Regions from separate parts of the Homo sapiens genome. Here region 2 is linked to region 1. A link is an interaction called in ENCODE POLR2A ChIA-PET data of the cell type or tissue named here. Cell type or tissue: OCI-LY7. All regions are shown on one strand. Links, peaks and the distances in the headings refer to the core of each region. The heading gives the core; the rest is flanking DNA.

What was found. Peaks named below come from ENCODE experiments on the same cell type or tissue, not always from the same donor. Only the 100,000 strongest peaks of a DNase experiment are listed, where the experiment ranks them.
Region 2: POLR2A ChIA-PET joins it to region 1 with 5 read pairs; 6 of 35 experiments call an interaction of 5 or more read pairs at or near these places.

Annotation. Positions count from the first base shown.
Region 1 is chr19:49,723,992-49,739,673 of GRCh38, reverse strand. No RefSeq gene overlaps it. Among named protein-coding and RNA genes, the nearest start is that of TSKS, 31 kb to the left of the region's middle. RefSeq lists a silencer at 5,720-5,895 and enhancers at 11,608-12,108, 12,109-12,609. In OCI-LY7, for the core only: no CTCF peak of the experiment used is centred there; no DNase peak of the experiment used is centred there.
Region 2 is chr19:49,820,230-49,835,911 of GRCh38, reverse strand. MED25 (mediator complex subunit 25) reads right to left here. Exons shown (of 18, transcript NM_030973.4): 4 at 7,365-7,463; 5 at 6,822-6,942; 6 at 5,964-6,126; 7 at 5,694-5,824; 8 at 5,314-5,401; 9 at 5,025-5,218; 10 at 4,451-4,579; 11 at 3,891-3,976; 12 at 3,755-3,812; 13 at 3,497-3,604; 14 at 735-926; 15 at 307-378; 16 at 1-185. MIR6800 (microRNA 6800) reads right to left here and starts at 3,894; the gene lies at 3,813-3,894. RefSeq lists enhancers at 352-852, 853-1,353. In OCI-LY7, for the core only: no CTCF peak of the experiment used is centred there; DNase peaks (open chromatin) are centred at 12,271 and 12,591; H3K4me3 peaks cover 1,503 bases; H3K27ac peaks cover 4,893 bases.

The sequences.
Region 1 (15,682 bases), core at 6,124-11,123:
TTATTTTAATTAATTAATTAACTTTATTATTCTTTTTGAGACAGATTCTCACTCTGTCGTCCAGGCTGAAGTGCGTGTGATCTCGGCTCACTGCAACCTCCACATCCTGGGTTCAAGCAATTCTCCTGTCTCAGCCTCCCGAGTAGCTGGGATTACATTCGCACACCATCATGCCTGGCTAAGTTTTTGTATTTTCAGTAGAAACAAGGTTTCCCCATGTTGCCCAGGCTGGTCTCAAACTCCTGAGCTCAGGCAATCTGTCTGCCTTGGCCTCCCAAAGTGCTAGGATTACAGGTGTGAACCACCACACCCAGCCCACTGTGATTTATTTAATTTTCAGCAAACAGGATGTCGTGGTCCCCACAGAGGTGCTGGTGGTGGTACAGTTCTTTGAGATGGCAATGGTGGTAGAAACAAGGTTCTGTGGTATAGTATAGGTCTGTCAAGTCAACATTTTTTAGGCTGATTATTACTAGATAACTATATTAGTTGTCTATTGTTGTGTAAAAATACCCCATAAGTTAGTTGCTTAAGATAACAAATGTATCTCAACTTCTGAAGGTCAGAAATACAATCAGTTAACCTCACTCCTGGGGTTAGGTCCTGGCTGAGATCCTCATGAAGTTAGAGTCAAGATGTCAGCCAGGACCAGAGGCGGTGGCTCACACCCATAATCCCAGCACTTTGGGAGGCTGAGGCGAGTGGATCACTTGAGACCAGCAGTTTGAGGCCAGCCTGGCCAACATGGTGAAACCCTGTCTCTATTAAAAATACAAAAATTAGCCAGGCACACACCTGTAGTCCCAGCTACTCGGGAGGCTGAGGCACAAGAATCGCTTGAACCCGGGAGGCAGAGGTTGCAGTGAGCTGAGATCGCGCCATTGTACTCCAGACTGGGTGACAGTGAGACTCCGTCTCAAAAAAAAAAAACAAAAAACACAAACAACAAAAAAAAAACATTGAAAAATTGAGACAGTGTCTCACTATGTTGCCCAGGCTTGTTTGGAACTCCTAGACTCAAGGGATCCTCCTGCCTTGGCCTCCCAAAGTGCTGGATTACAGGCATGAGCCACTGTGCCCAGCCGGACAATGTTTTTTTTTATACCCAGGGCTTTTCACCCATAGATTTAATACCCCTCCCCCGCCAGTACACCTCTGAGCTCAGAGGGAAAGCACAGAGTTATGATATTTCCCTCCATAAAAGACAGAATAGGGAATTGGCAGTTCCTCAAAGTAAAAATACCCTCTCTAACAGACAGAATATACCTGGAAATACCCTCTGTGTCTGGCAGAATAGCCAATTTCTTCAGGTGAAAATGAGGCAATAGGCCGGGCACAGTGGCTCATGCCTGTAATCCCGACACTTTGGGAGGCCAAGGCAGGCAGATCACTGGAGGTTAGGAGTTTGAGACCAGCCTAGCCAACATGGTGAAACCCTGTCTCCACTAAAAATACAAAACTTACCTGGGCATGTTGGAGTATGCCTGTAATCCCAGCTACTAGGGAGGCTGAGGTAGGAAAATCGCTTGAACCTGGGAGGTGGAGGTTGCCGTTAGCCAAGATCACGCCACTGCACTCCAGCCTGGGCAACAGAGTGAATGAGGCTCTGTCTCAAAAAATAAAATAAAATAATAAAGAGAAAAAAATGCAAATCCAGAAGATATTGCAAGAAACATATGAAGTAAAGTGGTTAGAATAATTTGATAAAGTTTTCTGTTGTCTTAAAATGAAACTTCAGTGTAAGAAACAGAAAAATAGGCCGGGCGCAGTGGCTCACGCCTGTAATCCCAGCACTTTGGGAGGCCGAGGCGGGCGGATCACGAGGTCAGGAGATCGAGATCATCCTGGCTAACACGGGGAAACCCCGTCTCTACTAAAAATACAAAAAAATTAGCCGGGCAAGGTGGGGGGCGCCTGTAGTCCCAGCTACTCGGGAGGCTGAGGCAGCAGAATGGCGTGAACCCCAGGGGGCGGAGCCTGCAGTGAGCCGAGATCGCGCCACTGCACTCCAGCCTGGGCGACAGTGAGATTCTGTCTCAAAAAAAAAAAAATAAACAAAAAAAGAAACAGAAAAATATATCCTCAATAGTTAAGAATTTAAAGTCTAGATTATATTCACATTTTGGGGTTTGAGGAGGGAGAGATAAACTGAAGTAATATAATACATGAAGATGATAAACAATGTCAATTATATTAATCATTAAATGTAAATTAACAAGACTTCACCAGTTAAAAGACAAAGTTTGACAACATGGATTAAAACATATACACACTAAATCCAGATCAATGCTGTTTTATAACAAACACACTGGCCGGGGGCGGTGGCTCATGCCTGTAATCCCAGCAATTTGGGAGGCTGAGGCAGGCGGTTCACCTGATGTCAGAAGTTCAAGACCAACCTGGCCAACATGGTAAAACCCAGTCTCTACTAAAAATACAAAAATTAGCTGGGAGTGGTGGCGCATGCCTGTAATCTCAGCTACTTGGGAGGCTGAGGCAGGAGAATTGCTTGAACCCATGAGGCAGAGGTTGCCGTGAGCCGAGGTTGCGCCGTTGCACTCCAACCTGGGTGACACAGTGGGACTCTGTCTCAAACACAAAACAAAACAAAAAAAAACAAAGAAAGACAGAAAGAAACACACTTAAAACAACAAAAGAATTCAAAGTTAAAAGACTGTAAACAAGTCCCCTGGAATGCAGGGAAAGCCGGGTGTGGTGGCTCACACCTTATCCCAGCACTTTGGGAGGCCGAGGCGGGAGGATTGCTTGAGCCCGGGAGTTCAAGACCAGCCTGTGCATCATAGTGACCCCTGTCTCTGCTAAAAATAATAAAAAAAAAATTAGCTTACCGTGGTAGCACGTGCCTATAGTCCCAGATACTAGGGAGGCTGAGGTGTGAGGATGGCTTGAGTCTGGGTGGTCAAGGCTGCAGTGAGCTGTGATCGCGCCCCTGCACTCCAGCCTGGGTGACAGAGCAAGACCCCGTCTCAAAAGCAAAAATTAAAACAATTTAAATTTCCACATATATGAGGATTTTAAATTCCTCTTTTTGACATTAACTAGAGATCTAATTGCATAGTGATCAGAAACATTGATCTGTATGATACCTGTTCATTGAATTTATCGGGGCTTTCTTTTGGTTTAGTACAGATCAATTTTTATAAGTGTGCTTGAGAAAAAAATGTGTGTGCTTCAATTGTTGAATGGAGAGCACTCTATGGATCTATTGATTGATCCATCCATCCATCCATCCATCCACTTATTTATACTCCTCCCTAGTTCATTTCTCAATGAAAAGAATGTTCCTGTGTACTCCCGGGGGTATATACAGGAGGAGAGACAAATGATTGCACATAACAAGTCTATTCCAGAGTTGCTACCTCCCAAATCCTTTAGATTATTTTATTTATTATTTATTTATTTATTTATTATTTTTGAGACAGTCTCACTCTGTCACCCAGGCTGGAGTGCAGTGGCATGATCTCAGCTCACTGCAACCTGCAACCTCCACCTTCCAGGTTCAGGAGATTCTCCTGCCTCAGCCTCCTGAGTAGCTAGGATTACAGATGCGCACCACCATGCCCGGCTAATTTTTATATTTTTAGTAGAGACAGGGTTTCGCCATGTTGGCCAGGCTGGTCTCAAACTCCTGAGCTCAGCTGATCCGCCTGCCTCAGCCTCCCAAAGTGGTGGGATTACAGGCCTGAGCCACCCCCCCGGCCACTTTATCTTCTCTTCTTGACATTCTACCAGGGAGGTTCTGGGATATTAACCTACTTAAATGTAGGCCATCACTGAACCCAAGTTTTGGTCCATTATTATTAGAGCTACTTACAGCTGCTCAAGCTAGCACATTAAATTCAGAATTAATACATTAATTCATTCCCATCAAACTTGACATTCCATCCTCCCTGGTCCAACACTGTTAGAATCTGTTGCTACACATACACCCAGGTTTTCGAGCTCTTTGGAAATACACAGCATCTCCATCTCCTTCTGGAGCTGAGATTAAAGTCCTGAGCTCATCATTTTCTTTATGTCATCTTCCCAGTGTGACAGAAATAGCTGTTCTGTTCCACAGCCCTCATCGCTCCCACTATATTGGTCAAGGTCAGCAGTTAGTTGATTTTCTAAAGTCTTTAAAAACAGGGTTTTTTTTGGCCGGGCACGGTGGCTCACGCCTGTAATCCCAGCACTTTGGGAGGCTGAGGCGGGCAGATCACGAGGTCAGATCAACACCATCCTGGCCAACATGGTGAAACCCCATCTCTACTGAAATACAAAAAATTAGCCAGGCGTGGTGGCACGTGCCTATAGTCCCAGCTACTAGAGAGGCTGCGGCAGGGGAATCGTTTGAACCCGGAAGGCGGAGGTTGCAGTGAGCCTAGATTACGCCATTGCACTCTAGGCTGGCAACAGATCGAGACCCCCTCTCAAAAACAAACAAACAACAACAACAACAACAGAAGGTTTTTTTTTTAGAGACAGAATTTCATTCTGTCACACAGGCTGGAGGGCAATGCCACAGCTCCCTGCAGCCTTGAACTCCAGGGCTCAAGTAATCCCCTAGCTTCAGACTCCCAATGGCTGGGACTACAGGTGTGCCCTCTATGCCTGGCTAAAGCCTTTTGTTTTTGTTTGTTTGTTGGTTTGTTTTTTTGAGACGGAATTTCTCTCTTGTTGCCCAGGCTGGAGTGCAATGGCGCCATCTTGGCTCACCACAACCCTGCCTCCCTGGTTCAAGTGCTTCTCCTGCCTCAGCCTCCTGAGTAGCTGGGATTACAGGCATGTGCCACCACGCCTGGCTAATTTCGTATTTTTAGTAGAGACAGGGTTTCTCCATGTTGGTCAGGCTGGCCTCGAACTCCCAACCTCAGGTGATCCGCCCACCTTGGCCTCCCAAAGTGCTTGGATTACAGGCGTGAGCCACCGCACCCAGCCAAGGCTTTTGATTTGTTTACTGGAACCTCATTGCAAACAACCAAAGATAATAAATAATGAATGATGGCACTACATGCAATAACTGTCATCCCGTTTTCCACCTCCCAGGATATCATCACATCATTAAACAGCTCATCAAAGAGCAAAGAGGTGAATAACCTAATCCCAGAATCCCGTCTTCAGCATCTTTTTTTTTTTTTTTTTAGACGGAGTTTTACTCTGTCACCCAGGCTGGAGTGCAGTGGCGCGATCTCAGCTCACTGCAACCTCTGCTTCCCAGGTCTGAGCAATTCTCCTGCCTCAGCCTCCCGAGTAGCTGGGACTACAGGCGCCCGCCACCATGCCTAGCTGATTTCTGTATTTTTAATAGAGACAGCGTTTCGCCATGTTGGCCAAGCTGGTCTCAAACTCCTGACCTCAGGTGCAGTTGGCCTCCCAAAGTGCTGGGATTACAGGTGTGAGCCACCGCGCTCAGTCTAGCATCTGTTTTCTGAGACCACTGGTAGAGGGAAAAGCAACTTCATCTTGGATGCTCATCTGCCATGTTGGCATCTGACTCACCCCAGCTCTGGGAAGGGCCCTAAGATTTCCAGTTTAGGCTGGGCATGGTGGCTCACACCTGTAATCCCAGCACTTTGGGAGGCCAAGGCGGGTGGATCACGAGTTCAGGAGATCGAGACCATCTTGGCTAACACAGTGAAACCCCGTCCCTACTAAAAATACAAAACATTAGCCAGGTATGGTGACAGGCGCCTGTAATCCCAGCTACTCGGGAGACTGAGGCAGGAGAACGGCATGAACCCAGGAGGTGGAACTTGCAATGAGCTGAGATCGCGCGCGCCACTGCACTCCAGCCTGACAGGTGTGAGCCACCGCTCCCGGCCAATCACCTTTTCTTTATGGTCTATAAGCTTTAGGTCTGGGGGGGTAACAGTGCAGGGATCTGCTGTCTTTTTTTTTTTTTTTTTTTTTTATAGAGTCTCATTCTGTCGCCCAGGCTGGAGTGCAATGGCACGATCTTGTCTCACTGCAACCTCCACCTCCCAGGCTCAAGCGATTCTTCTGCCTCAGCCTTCTGAGTAACTAGGACTACAGGAGCGCACCACCACGCCCGGCTAATTTTTTGTATTTTTAGTAGAGACGGGGTTTCGCCATGTTGGTCAGGCTGGTCTCAAACTCCTGACTCAGTGATCCATCCGCCTTGGCCTCCCAAAGTGCTGGGATTACAGGCGTGAGCCACTGTGTCCAGCCTTCTGTGTTTGTTTGTTTGAGACAAGGTCTGGTTCTCTTGCCCAGGCTGGAGTGTAGTGGCACAAAGATGACTCACTGCAGCCTCAACCTCCTGGGCTCAACTGATTCGTCCACCTCAGCCTCCCGAGTAGTTGGGACCACAGGTGCATGCCACCATGCCTGGCTAATTTTTTTATCTTTTGTAGAGACAAGGTCTCACCATGTTGCCCAGGCTGTTTTCAAACTCCTAGGCTCAAGTGATCCACTGGCCTTAGCCTCCCAAAGTGCTAGGATTATAGGCATGAGCCATTGTCCCTGGTCCAGCTTCTGTTCTTAAGTCCCTATTAAATGTTTATTTCTAAGAAACTAGGTTGGGCGTGGTGGTTCACACCTGCAATCCCAGCACTTTGGGAGGCTGAGGCAGGTGGATCACCTGAGGTCAAGAGCTGGAGACCAGCCTGACCAACATGGCAAAACCCCGTCTCTACTAAAAATGCAAAAATTAGCTAGGCGTGGTGGTGCATGCCTATAGTCCCAGTACTTTGGGAGGCCGAGGTGGGCAGATCACTTGAGGCTAGGAGTTCAAGACTAGCCTGGACAACATGGAGAAACACCGTCTCTACTAAAAAAACAAAAATTAGCTGGGAGTGGTGGTGCACACCTGTAACCCAGCTACTCTGGAGGCTGAGGCAGGAGAATCGCTTGAACCTGGGAGGCAGAAGTTGCAGTGAGCCAAGATCACACCACTGCACTCCAGCCTGGGTGACAGAGTAAGACTCTGTCTCAAAAAACTAAAACTAAAAATTAATTACTTCAGGCCAGGCGCGGTGGCTCATGCCTGTAATCCCAGCACTTTGGGAGGCCGAGGTGGGCGGATCACCTAAGGTCAGGAGTTTGAGACTAGCCTGGCCAATGTGGTGAAACCCCATCCCTACTAAAAATGCAAAAAATTAGCTGGGCGTGGTGGCGGGCGCCTGTAATCCCAGCTACTCGGGAGGCTGAGGCAGGAGAATCACTTGAACCGAGGAGGTGGAGATTGCAGTGAGCTGAGATCCCACCACTGCACTCCAGCCTGGGCGACAGAGCAAGACTCTGTCTCAAAAAAAAAAAAAAAAAAATTAATTACTTCAGTCCGATCAAACCTTACATTCCATCCTCCCTGGTCCAAAACCCTTAGAATCCATTGCTACACATACCCACAGGTTTGCGAGCTCTTTGGAATAACTCCTTCTGGAGCTGAGAGTTTAAAGTCCTGAGCTCATCTTAGAGCGACAGCGAGTGAGAGAACAACCTAGGTTTCAGAGCACTCCAAAATTCAGAAGCCTAAAATCAAATAAGTGATGGAACTCACGGTGGAAAACGAAAAGGAATAACCAGTGAGTAGGAGGAGAATCAAAATAAGATGATGTGGCCGGGCACGGTGGCTCACGCCTGTAATCCCAGCACTGTGGGAGGCCGAGGCGGGCGGATCACCTGAGGTCGGGAGTTGGAGACCAGCCTGGCCAGCATGGTGAAACCCCGTCTCTACTAAAAATACAAAAATTAGCCAGGCGTGGTGGGTGGCACCACTACTACCCCGCTACTCGGGAGGCTGAGGCAGGATAATTGCTTGAACCTGGGAGCAGAGATTACAGTGGGCCAAGATTGCACAATCGCACTCCAGCCTGGGTGACAAGAGTGAAACTCCATCTCAAAAATAAAATAAAATAAAATAAGACGATGTCCTTGAAGGCAGTGAAAAAATGTACCGATGAGAAGGGAGCAATCAATTCCAAATGCTTCTGTTGGTCAGCTACGATGAGAACCGGGAAACTGATTATAGCATTGAGCAACAAAAGTATTTTCACTGGAGTGATGGTTGAAGGAGACTGAAGGAATGACTTTTTTGAGATGGGGTCTTGCTCTGTCAACCAGGTTGGAGTGAAGTGGCTTGAACATAGCTCATCGCAGTCTCGACCCCCTGGGTTCAAGCAATCCTCCCACCTCAGCCTCCTGAGGTCCTGGGACAACAGGCACATGCCACCATGCCTGGGTGATTTTTTTTTTTTTTTTTTTTTTGAGACGGAGTCTTGCTCTGTCACCCAGGCTGGAGTGCAGTGGTGCAATCTCGGCCCACTGCAAGCTCTGCCTCCCAGGTTCACGCCATTCTCCTGCCTCAGCCTCTGGAGTAGCTGGGACTACAGGCGCCTGCCACCACGCCCGGCTAATTTTTTTTTTTTTTTTTTTGTATTTTTAGTAGAGACAGGGTTTCACCATGTTCGCCAGGATGGTCTCGATCTCCTGACCTCGTGATCCTCCCACCTCAGCCTCCAAAAGTGCTGGGATTACAGGTGCGAGCCACTGCACCCAGCCTCAAGTTTCAAAGTCCCACTCATTTTCAACTGATGCCCAAACCTTCATATTAGAAACTTGTGCTGGGTGCGGTGGCTCACGCCTGTAATCCCAGCACTTTGGGAGGCCGAGGCGGGTGGATCACGAGGTCAGGAAATTGAGACCATCCTGACTAACACAATGAAACCCCATCTGTACTAAAAATACAAAAAATTAGCTGGGCTTGGCGGCAGGCACCTGTAGTCCCAGCTACTCGGGAGGCTGAAACAGGAGAATGGCGTGAACCCAGGAGGCAGAGCTTGTAGTGAGCCGAGATGGCTCCACTGCACTCTAGCATGGGCGACAGAGTGAGACTCTGTCTCAAAAATAAATAAATAAAATAAAATAAAATAAAAATTAGCTGGGCATGGTGGTGCATGCCTGTGGTCCCACCTACTCAGGAGGCTGAGGTGGGAGGATTGCTTGAGCCCAGGAGCTCGAGGCTGCAATGAGCTATGATCACACCACTCTCCTTCAGCCTGGGCGCCAGAGTAAGACCCTGTCTCAAAAAATAATAATAGATAAATAAATGAATAAACAATTTTCCAAAACCTACCTTTGGAAAGCTCCTTCCTATTACAAATATCTGTGTCAGTCAGGGTATATTCAGGAGACAGAAATCACACTGGTTATTTTAACAGAGATGATCGAATATAAATAAATTTAGGTATTAAAGGATTGGTAACTAGGAAACTGAAAAGGCAAAAAGAGGACCCTGTGGTATTGTGGTGGCAGTAACTACAGGAAACAGCATTATATTGGTCCTGCTGTCACAGGACGCACCCCAAAATTGGGGTTCAGTCTGGGAGGCCAAGTGGGTTCTTGGCTTCACAGAGGAAAGAATTCAAGAGCAACATGAGTTGAAGACCAGCCCGTGCAACATAGTGAGGCTCTGTCTATACTAAAAATAATTTTAGCTCAGGCGCGGTAGCTTACCCTGTAATCTCAACACTTTGGGAGGCCAAGGCTGGCGGATCACTTGAGGTCAGGAGTTCGAGACCAGCCTGACCAACATAGTGAAATCTTGTCTCTACTAACAATACAAAAATTAGCTGGGCATGGAGGCACGCACCTGTAATCCCAGCTACTTGGGAGACTGAGGCTGGAGAATCGCTTGAGCCCAGGAGGCAGAGGTTGCAGTGAACCAAGATCGTGCCATTGCACTCCAGCCTGGGCAACTCTGTCTCAAAAAAATAAATAAATGAAAATAAAAATAATTTTAAAAATTGGCCAAGTGGACATGGTGGTGCCTACTTGTAGTCCCAGCTACTTGGGAGGCTGAGGCCGGAGGGTTGTTTGAGTCTGGGAGGTTGAGGCTATCGTGAGCCATGATGGTACCACTGCAGTCTAGTCTGGGTAACAGAGTGAGACCCTGTCTAGAAAAAAAATAATACATTGAAGAGCAAGTGGATTCAGTAAAGTGAAAGCAAGATTATTAAGGAAGTAAAGGAATAGCCAGGCGTGGTGGCTCATGCCTGTAATCCCAGCACTTTGGGAGGTGTAGGCGGGCGGATCACCTGAGGTCAGGAGTTCGAGACCAGCCTGACCAAAATGATTAAACCCTATCTCTACTAAAAATACAAAAATTAGCCAGGCGTGGTGGCATGTGCCTGTAATCCCAGCTACTTGGGAGGCTGAGAGAGGAGGCTCTCTTGAAACCGGGAGGCAGAAGTTGCAGTGAGCGGAGATCACGCCATTGCACTCCAGCCTGGGCAACAAAAGTGAAACTCCGTCTCAAAAAAAAAAAAGAAAGTAAAGGAAAAAAGGGGCTGGGTGCAGTGTCTCACCCCTGTAATCCCAGCACTTTGGAGGCCAAGGCAGGTGGATCACTTGAGGCCAGGAGTTCAAGACCAGCCTGGCCAACATGGTGAAACCCCATTTCTACTAAAAAATACAAAAATTGGCCGGGCGCTGTGGCTCACGCCTGTAATCCCCATCTCTACTAAAAATACAAAATTAGCTGGGCGTGGTGGCGCATGCCTGTAATCCCAGCTACTTGGGAGGCTGAGGCAGGAGAATCTCTTGAACCCGGTAGGCGGAGGTTGCGGTGAGCCAAGATGGTGCCACTGCACTCCAGCCTGGGCAACAAGAGTGGAACTCCGTCTCAAAACAACAACAACAACAAAAAACAAAACAAATACAAAAATTAGCCGGGTGTGGTAGCGTGTGCCTGTAGTCCCAGCTACTCAGGAGGCTAAGGCACAAGAAATGCTTGAACCTGGGAGGTGGAGTTTCCAATGAGCCGAGAATATGTCTCTACTCCAGCAGCCTGGGCGACAGAGGGAGACCCTGTCTCCAGAAAAAAAAAAAAAAAAACGGAGTGAATCAAAGAGTGGCTACCCCACAGGTAGAGTAGTCCTAAGGGCTATTGGTTGGCTGTTTTGATATATTTTTATGGTTATAGTTATTTTTTGATTATATGCTAAATAAGGGGTGGATTATACATGAGTTTTCTGGGTAAGGAACAGGGAGCTCCCAGAACCCGAATTTTCTCCCCCATCCAGATGATACTGAGTAACTTCTCAGCATGGCCGTGGCATTTGCAAACTGTCATGGCGCGGGTGGAAGTGTTTTTGGCATGCAAATGCATTCTAATTAGTGTATAATGAGCAGTGAGGGTAGCCAGAGGTCGCTTTCATCCTGTCTTGGTTCCAGCTGGTTTTGGCCAGTTTCTTTTACTGTCTCCTGTGTTATCAGCAGGGTCGTGTCACATGTTGTCTTGGAAGTTAGTCCTGCCAAATTCCTACTTTATTCCCTGCTCAAACATTATATAGGCCTCCTTAATCTTTTTTTCTTTTTTCTTTTCTTTTTTTTTTGAGACAGAGTTTCGCTCTTGTTGCCCAGGCTGGGGTGCAATGGCACGATCTCGGCTCACCGCAACCTCCGCCTCCCGAGTAGCTGGGATTACAGGTACCCGCCATCATGCCCAGCTAATTTTTGTATTTTTAGTAGAGATGGGGTTTCACCATTTTGGCCAGGCTGGTCTTGAACTCCTGACCTCAGGTTATCCACCCGCCTTGGCCTCCCAAAGTGCTGGGATTACAGGCGTGAGCCACCGAGCCAAGCCCTCCCCACCCTAATCTTATTATGTAAATGAACTCTCCCCATGGCCAGAGCCCTCTTGTCTGCTCGTTAACTGTACACGTGGCTGGCAGAGAAGGGAAGATGGAGCCACCATATTGAACATGTCTAGTCCCTAGTTCCTTGTTCCCGCCAGGCCGGCGTTCACCCAGGCAAGCTCCCAGCTTGCATGCCTATCTCTGCAGCTCAACTTTACAAGCCGCTCTTCATTAGAAAATGATTCGGGGCTGCTTTTCATTAAAAAGGAAAGCCTTACCAAGGACTCCCTTGCCCTATCAGTCTAAGTGATTTCGTCTTAACTCCTACATCACCTTGACCTTGATCCTCTTCATGGGCGGGAACTGGAGTGGCTTTTTTGGCTCAGCCTGCTGCTGGTGACTCCTCATGAGAGGGAGCGTGGGAGCAAGCGAGTGCAGGAACTGAAGGGAACAAACGCTGGAGCCGGCCAGTCACTCCTCTCTGGTGGGAGCAGGCTCTGTGCGGGAGCGTCCAAGCCCCTGCCCTCTCAGCATCCGGGTTCTTGACTGGTGTCCAGGAAGAATTAGGTCACACGAACAGATTGTAGGGTAGTGTATGGGGAGGATTTTATTGGGTGATGGAAGTGGCTCTCAGTGGAATGGAGGCCAGGGGAGGGTGTGGGAAGAAGGTGATCTTTCCCTGAAGCTGCGCCATCTGAAGTTAGCCGTGTCTATCCGTAGTCTTTGATGCTCAGCCATCAGCCGCTTGTGTTGCTCTGCCAGCGGCAGTCTTTTTGTGGGCACAGGATAGAGGTGTGGCAGGCCAAAAAGGCAACATTTGGATGGAAAAATGGGGTCAGCTGTTTTCACTTAGGGCGGCGGTTCCAGGCTTAAGGATAGGGTTTAGCCGGGACCCCAGCTGTTCTGTACCAGTCTGAGTATGATGAAGGTAGCCAGGTAGTTGTTTGTATATCTTGTTGATATTTTTCTCCATTTGATCTGAGGTGTTTATATAGGTACAGCAGGTTTTATTAATTACAGTTGTTCCACTGACCATACTAATTACTAATGTTCCATTAGACCATGGATAGACTAATGCTAATCTGTTACCCATTACTACATCTGTTACAGAATCAAGGGACAGTCTCAATTTATCTAAACTGTCCTGTAGTCTATGAGACAGCAGTGTACAGAGTAAAGAAGTACAGTTTTTTTTTTTTTGTTTTTTTTTTTTTTTGAAACAGAGTCTCGCTCTGTCGCCCAGGCTGGAGTGCAGTGGTGTGACCTCGGCTCACTGCAAGCTCCGCCTCCCGGGTTCACACTGTTCTCCTGCCTCAGCCTCCCGAGTAGCTGGGACTACAGACGCCCACCACCACACCTGGCTAATTTTTTATATTTTTAGTAGAGACGGGGTTTCACCATGTTAGTCAGGACGGTCTCGATCTCCTGATTTCATGATCCACCTGCCTTGGCCTCCCAAAGTGCTGGGAATACAGGTGTGAACCACCGTGCCTGGCTAAGTGAAGAAGTAAAGTTTTGAAGAGTTGCCTCATGATGGGCAAATCCTCCCCATGGGGCCAACAAGTTGATGGCAGCCCCAACTTCAGCCAAGATAAGGCCAACTGCCTGCTTAGCACTTGGGTGAGTGATGTCATGTAACTGTATATTAGAGGGCTTTGCCTGTCCTGTTATACATTGACCCCTGAAACAAATGTTATCAATACACTGTTAACCATGGGTTTTATGATTTCAAATGAAAGAAAAGTTATTTGGAGGCTGACTGAATGGGTATCTGATATGGTTTGGCTCTGTGTCCCCACCCAAATCTCATCTCAAATTGTAATGCCCGTAATCCGCACACGTCGAGGTAGGATCCAGGCGGGAGGTGATTGGATCATGGTGGTGGTTTTCCCCACACTGTTCTCGTGGTAGTGAGTGAGTTCTCATGAGATCTGATGGTTTTATGAGGCAGTTGTTCCTGCGCTTGCCCCTCTGTCTCTCTTGCCACCACGTGAGACGTGCCTGCTTTCCCTTCCTCCATGATTGTAAGTTTCCTGAGGCCTTCCCAGCCATGCAGAATTGTGAGTCAATTAAAACTCTTTTCTTTATAAATTACCCAGTCTCAGCTATGTCTTTATAGCAGTGTGACAACGGACTACTACAGCGTCCATATAGCCAAAGGTATCCATTGGGAGCACAAACCCATGTGGGAGGGGAGTTAAGAAGGTTGAGCATCTCTGTTATCTAAGTGACGCTTTGGTTTAAGCATGAATGGGATAAGAATTTGGGGGGAGGCCAGGGACAGTGGCTCACGCCTATAATCCCAACACTTTGGGAGGCTGAGGTGGGCAGATCACTTGAGGTCAGGAGTTTGAGACCAGCCTGGCCAACATGGCGAAACCTCATTTCTACTAAATATACAAAAATTAGCTGGGTGTGGTGGCGGGTGCCTGTAATCCCAGCTACTCAGGAGGCTGAGGCAGGAGAATTATTTAAACCCAGGAGGTGGAGGTTGCAGTGAGCCAAGATCTCTCCACTGCACTCCAGCCTGGGCAACAGAGTGATACTCCATCTCAAAAAAAAAAGAGAAAAAAAGAATTTGACTGGAAAGTGGTAATTTAAAATAATACCATTATTATGAGAGGCAGCTATGGGAGTAGAGAAGGGCATAATTGTCTACAGAGGGACTAAGACCCTCCAGGGAGACAAGAAGAAATGTATTTGATGGTACCATCAGGGCAAAAATGTGTGGCATTTACTTGACAGGTAGTGTTAAAAGATCCTGCCCTGGCCAGGCGCGGTGGCTCACGCCTGTAATCCCAGCACTTTGGGAGGCCGAGGCGGGCGGATCACCTGAGATCAAGAGTTCAAGACCAGCCTGGCCAGCATGGTGAAACCCCCATCTCTACTGAAAATACAAAAAAATTAGCCAGGCATGGTGGCAGGTGCCTGTAATCCCAGCTACTTGGGAGGCTGAGGCAGGAGAATCGCTTGAACCTGGGAGGCAGAGGTTGCAGTGAGCCGAGATCACGCATTGCACTCCAGCCTGGGCAACAAGAGCGATACTTTGTTAAAAAAAAAACAACAACAACAAAAAAAAACTTGCCCTATAAATGGCATTGAATAAGTGGTACAAAGTAGATACCATTGCCTGTAGGAGAGATGGCATGGGTATTATTATAGTACTGAGGCCAGGCCAGGTGGGTAACATTGCAGGAAAACAGTTTTAAAGGGACAGCCGTCTAGTTGGGAAGTTTCCTATGGGAGCAGGCGAGGTCTAATAAATAATTCGAATAGAGAGTGTTTCCTAAAGCAATGTCTAAGACGGCGAGGAAAAGAAACATCATTGTTGGCCGGGCATGGTGGCCCACCCCCATAATCCCAGCACTCTGGGAGGCTGAGGCAGGCGGATCACCTGAGGTCAGGAGCTTGAGACCAGCCTGGGCAACCTGTTGAAACCCCGTGTTTACTAAAAATACAAGAAATTAGATGGTCATGGTGGCAGGCACCTGTAATCCCAGCTACTCTGGAGGCTGAGGCAAGAGAATCACTTGAATCTGGGAGGTGGAGGTTGCAGTGAGCTGAGACCGTCCCACTGCACTCCAGCCTGGGCGACAGAGCAACACTCTGTCTCAAAAAAAAAAAAAAAAGGTGATACCAGTGGGCTGTGAGAGGTCCCCAAATGCCAGGCTCTTGACATCATCACGAGAAGTAAGGAATTCAAGGATGAGTCAGAAGATAGTGAAAGTAAGGAGACTTATTGCAAAGCAAAAAGTACACAAGAAAAAGGCATGTGGGCAGGCTCAAGAGAGAGTGACACAATGGGGTTAGGGCTACTACCTTTTCCTCTTTTTTTATTTTTTATTTATTTATTTATTTATTTTTTTTTTTGAGACAGAGTCTCGCTCTGTCCCCCAGGCTGGTGTGCAGTGGAGCGATCTCTGCTCACTGCAAACTCCGCCTCCCGGGTTCATGCCATTCTCCTGCCTCAGCCTCCCGATTAGCTGGGACTACAGGTGCCCTCCACCACGCCCGGCTAATTATTTTTTATTTTTTTTTTTTTGTATTTTTAGTAGAGACGGGTTTTCACCTTGTTAGTCAAG
Region 2 (15,682 bases), core at 10,120-15,119, 92 kb before region 1:
GGGTTGGCCCCAGGGTTCTGGGGCCGAAGGATGGGTCCAGGAGGGGGTGGGCCAGAAGCTGCTCCAGGAGGGCCTTGAGGGGCACCTGGCGGGGGCTGGGCAGTACCTTGGGGCTGGGGCTGCCCCGTGGCCCCAGAGGCCCCTACGGTACCCTGAGGCTGGGGCTGCGGTGGGCGGAGCTGGAGCTGGTGGGAAGAGACACAGGGGTGAGGGAGATGGGCAGGGCCTCACGCCCCTTCTGCAGGCACAGAGCGCAGCCTTGGGGCCTCCCCAACCCAGCCCCGACCCCGCCAGCCCTGTCCTCACCAGATTCTGTGAGGGCCTGGCTTGGTCCTCCAGAATGGGCCCCAGCCCTGGGGGTGCCTGCTGTCCCCCCATCTGCACGGGGAGAGAGGGGCAGGTCAGTAACTGAGGGTGGTGGCATCCTGAATCTGAGGCGGGAGGGCCTGTGCCCTGAGGGGAACTAGTAAGGAGATGGGGACATTCTCTTTGGGGGTGAGTGGTCTGGGAGGGATGCCGTACACTCCAAGGTCTCCAGGAGGAAGCTGTGTCAGGGCTTTGATGTGGATGCTGAAAAAGGAGAGAGACTGCAAGAAAATCTGAGTGGGACTTAGCTTGGAGGCACCACATATTGGGAGAAGGGTGGGCATCTTGGTCCTGGAGACCCCAGGGGGCCATGTGGGGCCCGGGCAGGAGGGGGTCGGAGTGCTGGTTTGGGGACTGTCAACACTCACTCCTCGCTGCTGCTGCTCCAGCTTCTGCTGCTGGACCTGCTTGTGGTTGGTGATGACCTGCCGGATGCCGTTGACGAAGCCGCTCTGGTCGTAGGGGATGAGGCCCATGAAGATCTTCTTCTTGGACGAGTACAGGAGCATGAGCACGCGCACCTCACAGGGCGCCGTGTGGGGGAAGTGCACGCAGCCCGCCTGGGTGGACAACAGCTCTTCAGAACCATTCAGGCCCTGAAAGAGGCAGCCCTGACCCCCTCCCCATTCCAGAAGGCTCTAGAGGCCCCACAGGCAAGGTGAGGTGAGGTTTCTGCTATAGAAGGTTAAGGAGAACAGGTGTGCTATGGGTTGCTCTGGAGACAGAAACTGAGGCGCTCAGGGCAAGCTAGGGTTCCAGCTGCCCACTGAGAGGGAAAGCGGAGAGAAAGTGCTGGAGCCCAGCTCTTCAACCTTCAGCCACCACCTGCTCCTCATGGACCCAGTTTCTTGGGCATAAAATGCCACGGCGGCCTCCTCAGAGGGCGGCTGAGGGTCACGGCCGGGAGAGCGGCCTAGATGCACAGCGTGGTACCCACAGGCCTGTGATCAACGGTGGGTCGGACCCCGGGTATCCAAGAGATCCTCCAGCCCTCAGCACCGGCCAGTGTACACCACGGGGAGTGCTCCCACATCACAGGGTCGCTGTGACTATGCGATGTCTGATCCACAGCAAGAGCCCTGCCTGAGGCTCAGCCCACAGGAAGCACCCAGGAAACATCACTGGTCATCAGGGGGGTAACACATGGAGCATTCAGGGCAGGGGCTCCTGAGGGAGGCGAGGCTGACCTTGGCCAAGTGAATTGACTTCTCTGAGCCTCGGTTTCCTGCCTGAGACAGACCCTGCTAGCTGCCTATTCCATATCCAAGTGTCCTCCTCCCCTGCATTCCCAATGCTGTCTGGGGCTGTAACATGTCCCAGCCCCAGACAGTCACGGATACCTGCTCCCAGCAGCCTCCCATCAACTAGGGGCTGCCCAGTGGCCTAGGTCCGGGATAGGAGGTGAAAGGAATGCCTGCTCTGGAATCTGAGAAAGTTTCTGCTGTCTTGAAGAAAGGGAAACACACAGCCCCCTTCCCCTCCTTCATGAAAGCACACAGGATGCGTGGAGCCATGAGAGCTACCTTGTGACTATAAAGGAGAGGCCAAGAGAACCACAGGGCCCTGTCCCTGATGTCACAGACCTATGAAACCAATCCCAATAGCTGGCCCCCTCTAGATGTCCTGTCCTGTGCAAAATATAAATGCCTGCTCCTACAACGCCTGCCCTCTCAGAACCCAGCTGCCACAGTGTGGCCACGTGGACAGGCCATGTGCAGACACTGGGATGGCCGGTCCTAGCCAAGCCCCAGCCAACAGCCAGGGCTGTGTGAGGAGCTGTTTTGAACATCCAGCCCAGTAAAGGTTTCAGATGACCAGAGTCTCAGCTGCCATCTGATGGCAACCCCGTGAGAGTCGCCAAGCGAGATGGCCCACTGAGCCCAGGTGACCCACAGAATCATAAGAGAACATTTTTTCCGAGTGCCCCCAATTATCTATGTGTTTGGGAAACTACGTGATTTGCAGCCGGAAGTACTAACTCTCAGGAATGCCTTCTTCACAAGGTTCTGTGAGGGTCTCGTGAGGTGATCCCCCTAAGGTTCTCTTTCCTGCAGGAGTGCCTGGTGCACGGAAGTAACTGATCTGCTCCTTCCCCGAGTTACAAAGTGTGAACTGTGACTCCCAGAAAGCTATGCTGAGGCTGGGCGCGGTGGCTCACACCGGTAATCCTAGCACTTTGGGAGGCCGAGGCAGGCAGATCACTTGAGGTCAGAAGTTCGAGACCAACCTGGCCAACATGGTGAAACCCTGTCTCTACTAAAAAATACAGAAATTAGCTGGGCATAGTGGCACATGCCTGTAATCCCAGCTACTTGGGAGGCTGAGGCAGGAGAATCGCTTGAACCCAGGAGACGGAAGTTGCTGTGAGCCAAGATTGCACCACTGCACTCCAGCCTGGCTGACAACAGTGAAACTCTGTCTCAAAAAACAAAACCAGAAAGCTAAGCTGAGGTTCCAGTCCCCAGCACCTGTGAAGGTGACTCTATCTGGAAAGAGGGTCTTTGCAATTGTAGTAAGATGAGGTCAGGAAAATGGGGCCTAATCCAAAATTACTGATGTCCTTATAAGCACAGACACAAAGATACAGAGAGAATGCCATGTGGAGACACACACAGAGGGAAGACAGCTGCGGGATGGAGGAAGACCCTGGAGCGATGCCACCTGAAGCCTGGGGTTACCGGCCGGAAGAGGCAACGAAGAGGCCTTCCCTCCAGCCTCTAGAGAGAGCGTGGCCCTGCTGACACCCTGACCTTGGGCTTCTGGCCTCCAGAACTGGGATAGAACACGTTTCTGTTGTTTTAAGCCCCTCTGCTTGTGGTAATGTGTTACCACAGCCACAGGAAATGAACACATCCCATAAAGCCATGCCAGAATCAACAGCTTCCTCCTAACTGATCCTGTCACATCCAGCTCACATTTTTAATGTGGAATATCCCTCAAATCTGGTGCATACGATGATTATAATAAAAGTCACGGCTCTAGAAGAAAGGCGAGGAACCTAAGGGCATGAAGTGCACCCAACCATCAAAAACGGCTTCCGTGGGCCCAGGCACTCTGGGATTCCCGTCAAAGGTCAGCAGAAAGCAGGACAAGAGTCAACACCCCTCGGCCCCCCATGCCCTGGACTCACGAAGCCGTTGCCCATGATGCGGTAGAGGCCTTTGAGAGACTCCAGGTCCTTGTTGGTGAAATGGAACTGGACCATCCTTGAGTTCCGGAACAAAGGGCCCAGGGTGGTCTGCGGGAGACACAGAAGTCGGCTGGCATGCTGGTGTGGGCAAGTGAGGCGGGGACATGAGGCAGGGAGTGGGGGTGGGGCAGGGAACAGGAAAGAGACAGCAGGGTGAGGACTGCCCGGCAGCAGGGCTGGCCCTCCACCGCCACTCACCAGCAGCTGCTGGGGGATGAGCTGCATGATCAGCTTCTGGGGCCACTGCTCCGTCTTCCTGGGGGCGATGCCAGGAGAGGTGTGAGGAGGGGGCCAGCCCCAGCCCCACCACACCCCGCCCCTGACTGTCACCTACAGGTTCTCGCCATGATTCACGTAGACCTGGCAGGGCAGTGACCGCGTCAGCTTGGTGTTGGCATCCACTGAGGCAGGTTTGGGTTTCTGAGGGGGAAAAAAGAGCATGTCAGTAAAAAGGGCCATAAGCCTCAGTCCCCTTGAGCCCTCATGTCCTACCCTGGTAGCCCCAAAGCTCAGGATGTTCCCCAGTTTAAGTCCCATGAGCCCCAGGCCCCTCCTCCAGACCAGCAAGCCTTCAGTTCCTCAAATGTTACAGCTACGTGCCCGGCCCCTAAATCCCACCATCCACTGTGCCCCAGATGATACATCGCCTGGGCTCTTCTCTGGGCCCCAAATCCTGGGCTTTTCTGGGTTCTTTGCATGGGGACTCTCCTCTGTACCGCAAGTCCCACCACTCCATGGGGCTCCTGGCCTCGCCCCGCATCCCACAGGTCCAGCGCAACGAATGCCTCCAAACCCAGCACTGCAGACCCCACGCATCTGGCCCCATGAGTCCTACATGCCCAGCCCCACGGCCCCAGGAGTCCCAAGTGCCCAATGGACCCTCAGGCCCCTCACCTCTTGCCACTCCAGGACCCCGCTCCAGGCCAGAAGCTTATTGGAGACTGACTGCTGCCCACCGAGGGCTGGGGCTCCCAGCTGGGCTGGGGAAGGGCCGCTCACCCCTCCTGGGGCCACAGTGCCTGCCTGCCAGAGGGGAGGAAGGAGGGCCATGAGAATGGGGAAGGCCGGGAGCCTCCGGGGGCCATCCTGTGAGGGCAAACCAGGAAGGAGGAAAGATCCCTTCTTCTGCCCCTCCATCCCCAGAACAGCACTTGGCCAGCCGCAGGACCCCAAATGCTTGGACCTTGCAGGATTCGAGGACTCGTAAGCTGTGCGATGCCCTGGACTCCCAGACCCAGGGATTCCTTGGGTTTCTCGGAACAGCCCTGACCCTCCTGGAGCCATGAGCCTCCCCACTCTGTCCCCAGACCCTCATCTCAGGCATCTGCAGCACACACACCACGAGCCCCCAAAGCCCCAGAACCACGAGAGCCACATCCCCCTGGAAGGCAAATGACTCATCCTCTAACTGTCCTAGCTGTGGACAGCAGGAGGAAGGAGCAGGGGCAGGAGGCGTGCAGGCACCTACCATGGACGGTGCCCCGGGCTGTGCCGTGGGAGCCAGGCCGGAGCCAGGGGCCACAGTGGAGACCAGACTGGGCTGGGAAGCAGGTGGTGGCTTGGGGGCGCCAGGGGGTCCTGGGGGTAGTTGGGGAGCTGGGGCCTGGCTGAAGGGGGGACCCACTCCGGGAGCAGCTTGTTGGAGAGGGGTGATGGGCGAGACTGTGGGAGAGACCAAGGGAAGAAGTGGGGAACAAGTGTGTGGAGAGAGGCCTGCCTGGCCCCTGCCCGCCCTTCATCCTCACTCCAGGACTCACAGCGAGGGCCCAGCCCAGCCTTCTGGTTCTTGGCAGCCTCCACTGCATTCTGCGCGGCCACCTGAGCTGCACTCAGGTTCCCGGGAACCTGTGGGTAGAAGGGAAGAAGGGAAGGGACTGGTGAGGACCATGGCCCCCCAGTCCTGGTATCCCACGAGGTCACACCACCCATGGCCCCATGAGGCACCAGCTGGGATAGCTTAGCTCACAACACCCATCACACAGCACATGAGCTTCCATGGCCCCAAGAGTCCCACCTTCCCAATGTCCCATGGGACTCCCATCATCCCACAAGCTCCAACATGCAACTAGATTTCTCCCCAGGGGCCAGGGCTCCAGCAAGTCCCCAGAAGCATGTCCCTTCCCGGAAATATCCATACCTGGTACTGCGGGGGGACGGGGGGCAGAGGCTGCTGGGGGGCTGCTGAGAGAGTGGCACCTGAGGGTGCGGCGGGAGGCAGGGGGACTGGCTGCTTTGACTGGAGGGGGCCTGGGGCTGAGCCACCCCCAACTGAGAGCAGGAGGGATGGCCAACCCCAGAGAGAAGGGATTCAAGATGCAGAGAAAGGAGAGAAATCCAAAATCCAAGTCAGAGGGAGCTGGGGAAACACGTCGAGCCCCCATCCCCGCGCACGGTGCCCAGGCCTCACCAGGCAGCACGAGTCCCCGAACCAGCACCATGTGCCTCGGGTCCTGGCTCACATCTGTCGGAGGCTGCAGCGGCTCCAGCAAGGCCGGGGGGGCTGCCTTCTCAAACAGAAGCCGAAGCGCAGGCAGCTTCCGGGGAGACACAATGGAGAAGTGGATCCCCCGCTGTAGGAGAGGGGCCGAGCAGTCATGACGGGCCCCCTCCATAAGGGTGTTGGGGCCGGCCCCCAACCTACCACAACTGCTGTGTGGCTGGACGGCACCAGCCCTACAACCACAATTCCCATTGGGCTTTGAGGCAGGAGACCCTGAAACCAGGTATCACCTGCCCCGGGAGACTCTGGGTTCTAGTTTTGTCAGTAAGACTAAGTGGGCCAGGTGTGGAGGCTCACGTCTGTAATCCCAGGATTTTGTGAGACCGAGTCAGGCAGATCACATGAGGCCAGGAGTTTGAGAGCAGTCTGGCCAACATGGTGAAACCTCATCTCTACTAAAGATACAAAAATCAGCTGGGCGTGGTGGCGGGCGTCTATAATCCCAGCTACTCGGGAGGCTGAAACATGAGAATTGCTTGAACCCTGGAGGCAGAGGCTGCAGTGGGCCAAGATCACACCACTGCACTCCAGCCTGGGTAACAGAGCCAGACTGTTTCGAAAAGAGAGTAAGCAAAGCTGGTCACCAGTCTGTGACTATTCTGTGTCTGAGTCCAGGCCCCCAGTGCCTCCCCGCTTAGACCCAAGAGTCCAGGCCCCCAGTGCCTCCTCCCTCAGACCCAGGAGTCCAGGCCCTCAGTGCCTCCTGCCTCAGACCCAAGACTCCGGGCCCCCAGACCCTCGTCCCTCAGACCCTGGAGTCCTCACCTCCCCAATCTGCTGCACAAGATTCTCAGTTGTGCATCCAGAGTACGTGGTGCTCTCAACAGCAGGCAACAAGTATGGGGGTGAGTTGCAGATGAGGAGGCAGACCCGGTGCGTCTGGCCACTACCAGGAAAGAGAGAAGACATGGAGCCAGCAGCAACAGAGGCCCTGAGAAGGAACCCAGACCCAGCACCAGCGGAGATGCACATATTCCGCCTCACATGGAATCAGAAGCAACGCCCCTACTTTACAGCTGAGAACACTGAGGCTCCAAGAGGTTCTGGGATGTGCTCTACGTCACCCAGCAGGCAGGGCAGGCAGGAGTGACACCCAGAGTTGGCACTGCTTCCTGATGGGGATGCTGAGACCGGGCACTGGCCAGGCGTCCCCCAAGGACACACCTGCAGCCTCCTGGCTCAGCGTGCTTGGGGACACAGAGCCCATGCCCTACAGGGTGAGGCTGGAGGTAGAACCACTCGACAGGCAAAGTGGTTCCAGGCCAGGCAGAGAGAGACCGGCCCGGCCTGGGTGGAGGGGGCACTCACATCTGCTCGCGCATCTTCTTGAAGTCATCAAACAGCTGCAAGGCTGTGCTGAGTCCTTCCGCGATGAGGCTGCAGCTCTCACCACCCCCGCCCATGAACCTGCAGGGGCAGAGCGGTCAGCCCCCAGGGTTGCCATCATCCCCATCCCCAGGCTATGCTTGAAGAGCCTGCTCCCATGCTGTCCCCCACTCTATCCTGGGCTATGCACCTTGGGATGACGGGGACCCTGCTGAGTTCCCTACCCAATCCCTGGTGCTAGCACAGCACCAGTCCCAGACAGGACAGGGGACATTTGCTGTCTGTGTTTTTTTTTTTTTTTGAGATGGAGTCTCGCTCTGTCGCCCAGGCTGGAATGCAGTGGCATGATCTCAGTTCACTGCAAGCTCCGCTTCCTGGGTTCATGCCATTCTCCTGCCTCAGTCTCCCGAGTAGCTGGGACTACAGGTGCCTGCCACCACACCTGGCTAATTTTTTGTATTTTTAGTAGAGACGGGATTTCACCATGTTAGCCAGGATGGTCTCCATCTCCTGACCTCATGATCCACTTGCCTCAGCCTCCCAAAGTGCTGGGATTGCAGGAGTGAGCCACCACACCCGGCCGACATTTGTTGTCTTTAATCATGAGGACTGGGAGGGAATGGGAAAGGGCTGGGGACCCCAAGCCTAGGATCCTGTGCTGACTCCAACCCTGGAGTGACTGACTCCATGCCCAGCCTCCTGCTGTCCCCTCCCCTCTCTGGGCTGTCTGCTCCAAATCAGTCCTGGCCCCACTTCACCTTCCCAGCCAGAGACGGGGGCCTCCTCTGTCCTCCTAGTCTTATGGGTTCAAGTGTGCCCCCTTCAAAAAGACAGGTTGAGGTCCTAAGCCCCAGTACCTCAGAAGGTGACCTAATTTGGAAAGATCTTTACACAGGTAATCGAGTTAAATTGCGGGCCCTAATCCACTATGGCTGGTGTCTGTGAAAAGGAGAAACGTGGACACGGACACACACACAGAGGGAAGACACAAGGACACAGAGAGACACAGGGAGAGGCCATGTGAGGACGGGTGATGCAGCCTCAGCAGGCACCAGGAAAGGCAGAAGGGCCCTTCCCCTGTAAGATTTCAGAGACAGCCTGGCCCTACCACCTGGATTTTGGACTTCCAGCCTCCAGAACCCTGAGACATCAATTTCCATTCTTCTGGCCAGTTTCTCATACTTTGCTACGGCAGCCTGGGAAACTAACACACACAGACTCTCGTTTCTCCTCCGCCTGATCTGCAGTCGCGTCGCAGCATCCGTCCCACATGGGTTGTGGCCCGGGGATGGCCTCTCCTCAAGGGCAGCTGTGGTTGCCACCATTATTCCGGTCACGTGGTCGTGAGAGGCTGACCTTTGCTGCAGGGGACGTGTGTGGAGACCGAGCACCCCTCTGAGGGTCTTGAGGGCCCTGTCCCCCTGAAGTGTGGTCTCTGATCCTACCTCTCCCACAGGCGGGGATGGGGTCTGAGTCCTCTCTTACCCCCAGGCTTGCCCACCACAGCGGGGCACATGTGAGGCCTCAGGAAATGTAGGCTAAGTGAATGAACGTCTACAGGCCCAACCGTGTCCATCAAGACTGGAACCAACCCAGGCCCTCGGCCCGGCATCGGCCCAGCATCCGAGGCCTCCGAGTCCTGCACCCCGTCCATCTCTCCTGCTCCATGCCCGCACCTATAGGTCCTCTCAACTGACAAAGCCCAGACATCCAGGTCTCTGCATGTGCTGGAACACACCCATTCCGGCCCGGATGGAATCCAGCTAAACTACGACACCCATCCTGGTGTGCCCTCCTATAGGAAGCCTTCCCTACATGCCACCTAATTTTACGGCCTGCCCTTAGTCACATCATAGATCACCCGATACTGCAGCTGTCAAGCTTCTCTCCGCACCCTGTGCAGCCCTCCAAGAGAGACACCAAGGCGTCTGACCCTAGGTCACACAAGGCCTAGGAACCATCTGCTGAGTACTCAGTGCACTGGTGGCCTGGCAGGGCCATGCAGCGGGGCTCTCCGCTTCCTGCCTGAGTTCTCGCACTGATTTCCTTCCAGTCCCACTCGGCCCGGCCAGTGAGCACACTGAGCCCCTGAGCCTTCTTCCTGCTCTCAGGGCACTCGGGCGCTGCTCCCAACCCACCACACACTTCCCAGCCCTCCTCTTCCTAGCCATCAAAACAGCTTTTGTTTTTGAGACGGAGTCTCGCTCTGTCTCCCAGGCTGGAGGGCAGAGGCACATCTCCGCTCACTGCAAGCTCCGCCTCCCGGATTCACGCCATTCTCCTGCCTCAGCCTCCCTCGTAGCTGGGACCACAGGTGCCCGCCACCACGCCCGGCTAATTTTTTTAATTTTTAAGTAGAGACGGGGTTTCACGGTGTTATCCGGGATGGTCTCGAACTCCTGACCTTATGATCCACCCGCCTCGGCCTCCCAAAGTGCTGGGATTACAGGCGTGAGCCACTGTGCCCGGCATCAAGACAGCTTTGCACGCAGAAACTTCAACTGTGTGCAAAGAGTTGGGGTGAACCAACTCTGGACCCAGCTGTTCTGCTACAGGTGAAATTAAGCCAATATTTTCCTGGGCCTTTCTGGGACTCGAGCCAAAACCACCCTGGCTGGGGATGGGGGGATGGGGGAATGGGGAGCTAGTGCTTCATGCATATGGGGTGTCCTCTTTGGGGTGATAAATTTTTTTTTTTGAGATGGAGTTTCGCTCTTGTTGCCCAGGCTGGAGTGCAATGGCACGATCTCAGCTCACCACTACCTTCGACTTCTGGGTTCAAGTGATTCTCCTGCCTCAGCCTCCCGAGTAGCTGGGATTACAGGCATGCGGCACCACGCCCAGCTAATTTTGTATTTTTAGTAGAGACAGGGTTTCTCCATGTTGGTCGGGCTGGTCTCGAACTCCCGACCTCAGGTGATCCGCCTCCTCACCCTCCCAAAGTGCTGGAATTACAGGCATGACCCTGTAAAACAGTTGGAAGTGACTGGGTGCAATGGCTTATGCCTGTAATCCCAGCACTTTGGGAGGCCGAGGTGGGCGGATCACTTGAGGTCAGGAGTTCAAGACCAACCTGGCCAAAGTGAAACCCTATCTCTACTAAAAATACAAAAACCAGCCAGACATGGTGGTGGGTACGTGTAATCCCAGCTACTCGGGAGGCTGAGGCAGGAGAATCACTTGAACCTCGGGGGCAGAGGTTGTAGTGAGCTGAGATCATGCCACTGCACTCCAGCCTGGGAGAGAGAGAGAGACTCCATCTCAAACAAAACAAAACAAAACAAAACCCTTATGAGGAAAAGTGTGATAAACTAACCAGTTTGAGATGCTAAAACTTGCGTTTCTCTTATTGAACACTAAGTACAAGTCATGTGCTACAAGCTCAAAGGGCGACATGTAATAAACATTTTGTCAAAGAAATGTGGAAAACTTGAACAGAAGAAGCACTATGGCTGGCTGCAAAATATGGCTAAAATATCAAGTTTATGATAAATTCCAAATAAACCCCTTGATATGGCAGACACAAAATAAAAATAAAAGCCCCCTAGGTGACACAAGTGGGCTCTGACTTGGTGTTCCCAAGTCCTCTAACTTACTCCCATTTGTTCTACCCAGTATCATTCCCCGGGGTCTCTGCTGCCCGCTTTCATCGGCTAACAGGTGCCTGGAGCCCCAGGAGGTCAAAATGAGTGAATGTTAACAGCATCCGGCCATGACCAAGGGCTCCCTACACACGGCCTGTCACCCAGGCAAACTAGTTCCATGAGGGCCAGGACCTTGCCTATCTCATGCCCACTAACTCCTTGGTGCCCAGGACGATTTGTTCCACAAACATTTGTTGAATTAATGAGTGAACATATGAATGAACAACTGAGTTGTCATAATGTTATGGGAAACACACTGGGTCTATTTTCCTTCCACCTCTTTTTTTTTTTTTTTTTTCCCGAGACAGGGTCTCGCTCTTTCACCCAGGCTGGAGTGCGGTGGCACAATCTCGGCTCACTGCAACCTCTGCCTCCCAGTCTCAGTTGATCCTCCTACCTCAGCCTCCTGAGTAGCTGGGACTACAGGTGTGCACCACCATGCCTGGTTAATTTTTTCTATTTATTTGTTGTTTTTGTATTACATACTAATTCATTTATTCAGCCAGTCTCCTGAAGCCCCGTGGGTGCCAAGCCCCAGCTGGAAGCAAATGGCAGAAGCACCCAGGGACCTGGACATTCACAGTCCAGAGGTGTGGGGCTGTGACAGGTCATGGAGGCAGAGGAGGAAGCATCTGGCTGCAAGAATCGGGAAGGTTTCCCAGGGTATAAGACACCTGAGCTGGGTCTGGAAGGCTATGCAGTGTCTTCCAGGGTGGTTAGTATTAAATGCATTCTGGACATTCATTCTACAGAATTTACCCGAGGCCTCCTGTGTACCAGGCCCTGTGCTGGCTGCCAGGCACTTGAGGAGCATCAGACTTGGACCTGGGCCTCAAGAAGTCTCCATTTAACATCACTCAAGACTGTCTTACCGGTCTCTCCCAGTGGTCTCAAATGGAATACATTTTGCGCCCCCTTCCCAGAGGATATTTTATAATGCCTGGAGACATTTTTGGTTGTCACACCTTTGGGAGGGGGCTACCGGCATCTAGTGAGTAGAGGCCAAGGATGATGTTAAACATCCTACAATACCCAGGACGGCCCCCACTACAAGGAATGACTGTGTCCACAGTGTCACTAGGGCCAAGGATGAGAAACCCTGCTCTGTGTTACCTACGAATTCCAGCTACCGCGAAGGGGAAGCTTCTGTGTCACCTTTTCACTATATGTCCTGCACCCAGCACTTGCACGCACATACTGGAACAAAGCAGATACTCAACAAACACCTGCTGCAGAAGCATACAGAGGTAACGGCCGCTACGAACAGGTGTTGTTTAATGAACCTTGACTGCAGACCAGGCCCTAAGCGACACACAGCAAGCAACTTAGCTCCTGTGATCTTCTAACAACACGGAGATACACGCGACCATTATCCATTTGCAAACCAGGAGAGTGAGGCACAAAATCCTAGGAAACACTTACACGGCACTTAATACATGCCAGGCACTGTATTAAACATCATCAACTAACTTAATTCTCCAAACATCGCTGTGAGGTTGCGGTACCCAGCCCCCAATACAGCACCCAGCAATCCAGCCTCTTGCTATTTACACACTGGGTAGTCTCCTCCTACACTGAACGGGATAGGCTTATACTGCACACCAAATGCAGTATGGCAGAAGTGGACTTGGCACCGCAGCTCAGGCCTGTGATCTCAGCACTCCAGCACTTAGGGAGGTCAAGGCAGGAGGATCGCTTGAGGCCAGGAGTTCAAGACCAGTCTGAGCAACACAGCAAGACCTCATCTCTACAAGAATTAAAATAAAGAAATCAGCCATGCATGGTGGTGCCCACCTGCAGTCCTAGGTACTCAGGAGGCTGAGGTGGGAGGATCACTTGAGCCCGAGAGGTCGAGGCTGCAGCAAGCTATGATCCCACCACTGCACTCCAATCTGGGCAACAGAGCAAGACCCTGTCTCAGGTTAAAAAACAGAATGTAGGCCAGGCGCGGTGGCTCACGCCTGTAATCCCAGCACTTTGGGAGGCCGAGGCGGGTGGATCACAAGGTCAGGAGACCGAGACCATCCCGGCTAACACAGTGAAACCCTGTCTCTACTAAAAATACAAAAAATTAGCTGGGTGTGGTGGCGGGCACCTGTAGTCCCAGCTACTCAGGAGGCTGAGGCAGGAGAATGGCGTGAACTCGGGAGGCGGAGCTTGCAGTGAGCTGAGATCGCACCACTGCACTTCAGCCTGGACAACAGAGCGAGACTCTGTCTCAAAAAAAAAAAAAAAAAAAAAAAAAGAATGTAACAGAAATAATGACATGACGTGTAACTTCCAAGACTTGATTACAAAGAGCCTAGTGGGGCCTCTGGGTGCAGCATCTCATGCCTCTAATCCCAGCACTTAGGGACACTGAAGTGGAGGATCACTTGAGACCAGGAGTTCAAAACCAGCCTGGGCAACATTGCAGGACCTTGTCTCCACAAAAAAAACAATTTTTTTTTGAGACAGGGTCTCAGTCAGTCAGTCACCCAAGCTGGAGCGCAGTGGTGCGATCTCTCCACCTCCTGGCTTGAAGTGATTCTCCTGCCTCAGCCTCCTGAGTAGCTAGGATTACAAGGCACATGCCACCACACCTGATTAATTTTTGTATGGTTTTTTTTTTTTTTTTTTTTTTGAGACAGAGTCTTGCTCTGTTGCCCAGGCTGGAGTGCAGTGGTGCAATCTTGGCTCACTGCAAACTCCGCCTCCTGGGTTCACGCCATTCTCCTGCCTCAGCCTCCCGAGTAGCTGGGACTGCAGGTGCCTGCCACCGCGCCCGGTTAAATTTTTGTATTTTTAGTAGAGACGGGGTTTCACCGTGTTAGCCAGGATGGTCTCCATCTCCTGACCTCATCATCCACCCGCCTCAGCCTCCCAAAGTGCTGGGATTACAGGCGTGAGCCACCACGCCTGCCCAATTTTTGTATTTTTTGTAGAGACGGGGTTTCACCATGTTGGCCAGGCTGGTCTCGAACTCCTGACCTCAGGTGATTCGCCCGCCTTGGCCTCCCAAAGTGCTGGGATTACAGGGATGAGCCACCGTGCCCCGCCACTACAAAATTTTTTTTTTTTTTTTTTTTTGAGACAGAATTTCACTCTTGTTGCCCAGGCTGGAGTGCAATGGTGTGATCTCGGCTCACTGCAACCTCCACCTCCCAGGTTCAAGCAATTCTCCTGCCTCAGCCTCCCAAGAGCTGGGATTACAGGCATGCGCCACCATGCCCAGCTAAGGCCTGTAATTTCAGCACTCCAGCACTTAGGGAGGTCAAGGCAGGATGATTGCTTGTATTTTTAGTAGAGGCAGGGTTTCACCATGTTGGACAGGCTGGTCTCGAACTCCTGACCTCAGGTGATCCACCTGCCCCAGCCTCCCAAAGTGCTGGGATTACAGGCGTGAGCCACCACGCCCGACCTACAAAAATATTTTTAAGAAATCAGCCAGGTGTGCTGGCATTTGGCTACCGTCCCTGCTACTCCAGCTACTCGGGAAGCTGAGATGGGAGGATCGCTTGAGCTTGAGCCCAGGAGGTCGAGGCTGCAGTGAGCCGTGACTGAGCCACTGCACTCCAGCCTGCGTGACAGAGTGAGACCCTTCCTCAAAAACAAGAGAGGCCTGGGGCTTCCTCTTTGCTCTCTCTATTGGGTCCCTCAATCTGAGGAATGCCAGTTGCCATGTTAGACAGTCAACCAGCCCTGTGGAGAGGTCTTGTGGCCAACAGCCACAGACTCGCCACCTTGGGAACGGATTCCCCACCACCAGTCAAACCCCTGGATGGCTGCAATCCTGCCGACCTCCTGACTATTGCCTTGTGAGACCCTCAGCCCAACCATCCAGCCAAGCCACTCTTGTGTCCTTGACTCACAGAAACTGCGTTAGATAATAAATGTTTGCAGTATGCAGCCATTATTTGGTGGTAATCTATTATACAGCTAAGAATAAGTAATACAATGAAATACTAATACAAGTACTATCCACATCCCCACTTCACAAGTGAGATACTAGGCACAGAGGGGACAGACTCCTGGGTCTGAGAGTTAGTTCTGTGCTGGAAGAGCCAGGATTTAACCCGTCTGCCTGACTCCAGACTCTACAATGTCAACTATCAAAATCCGATCCAGCGCCAGGCGTGGTGGTGAGGCAGGAAATTAAAGAAAAAAAATTAAAAAGAGAAATAAGTTCTATGTATTAGGCTGACTTGTCTGAGAGGCAGCAATGGGCACAGCCCAGACCCAGGAAAAGTCTTGATAATACTATCTAAAGTGCTCTTGGAGACTCTCCCAGCACTCCCTCAACATAGAGAGAAGAAAAAACAAATTTTCCTTTGTTTTATGGAATGAGTTTATAGATTCCTGTTCTCTGTAACTCATGACTTCAAGTATTCTGTTTTATCTAAGAAGTACAGCGAAGGTCATGAGAAGCCTGAGCTGCCTGGGCACCACAGTGAAGGTTATGGGATAAGCCCGTGCCTAGGCTAACCTAGATAAGGGACATCTGGGTTGCATAGCAACGGTTATGTGCAATCCTGAGTTATAAACCTGTTACAACAATTTGATTAACTGTTTTTGTTCTGCCTCTGTATCCCTGCTGTCACGCCACTGTAAGCTTGCTTCAAGCTAGCCCACCCCCTTTTGTGAAGTGTGTATAAAAGTCAAGTGCTACCTTTGTTC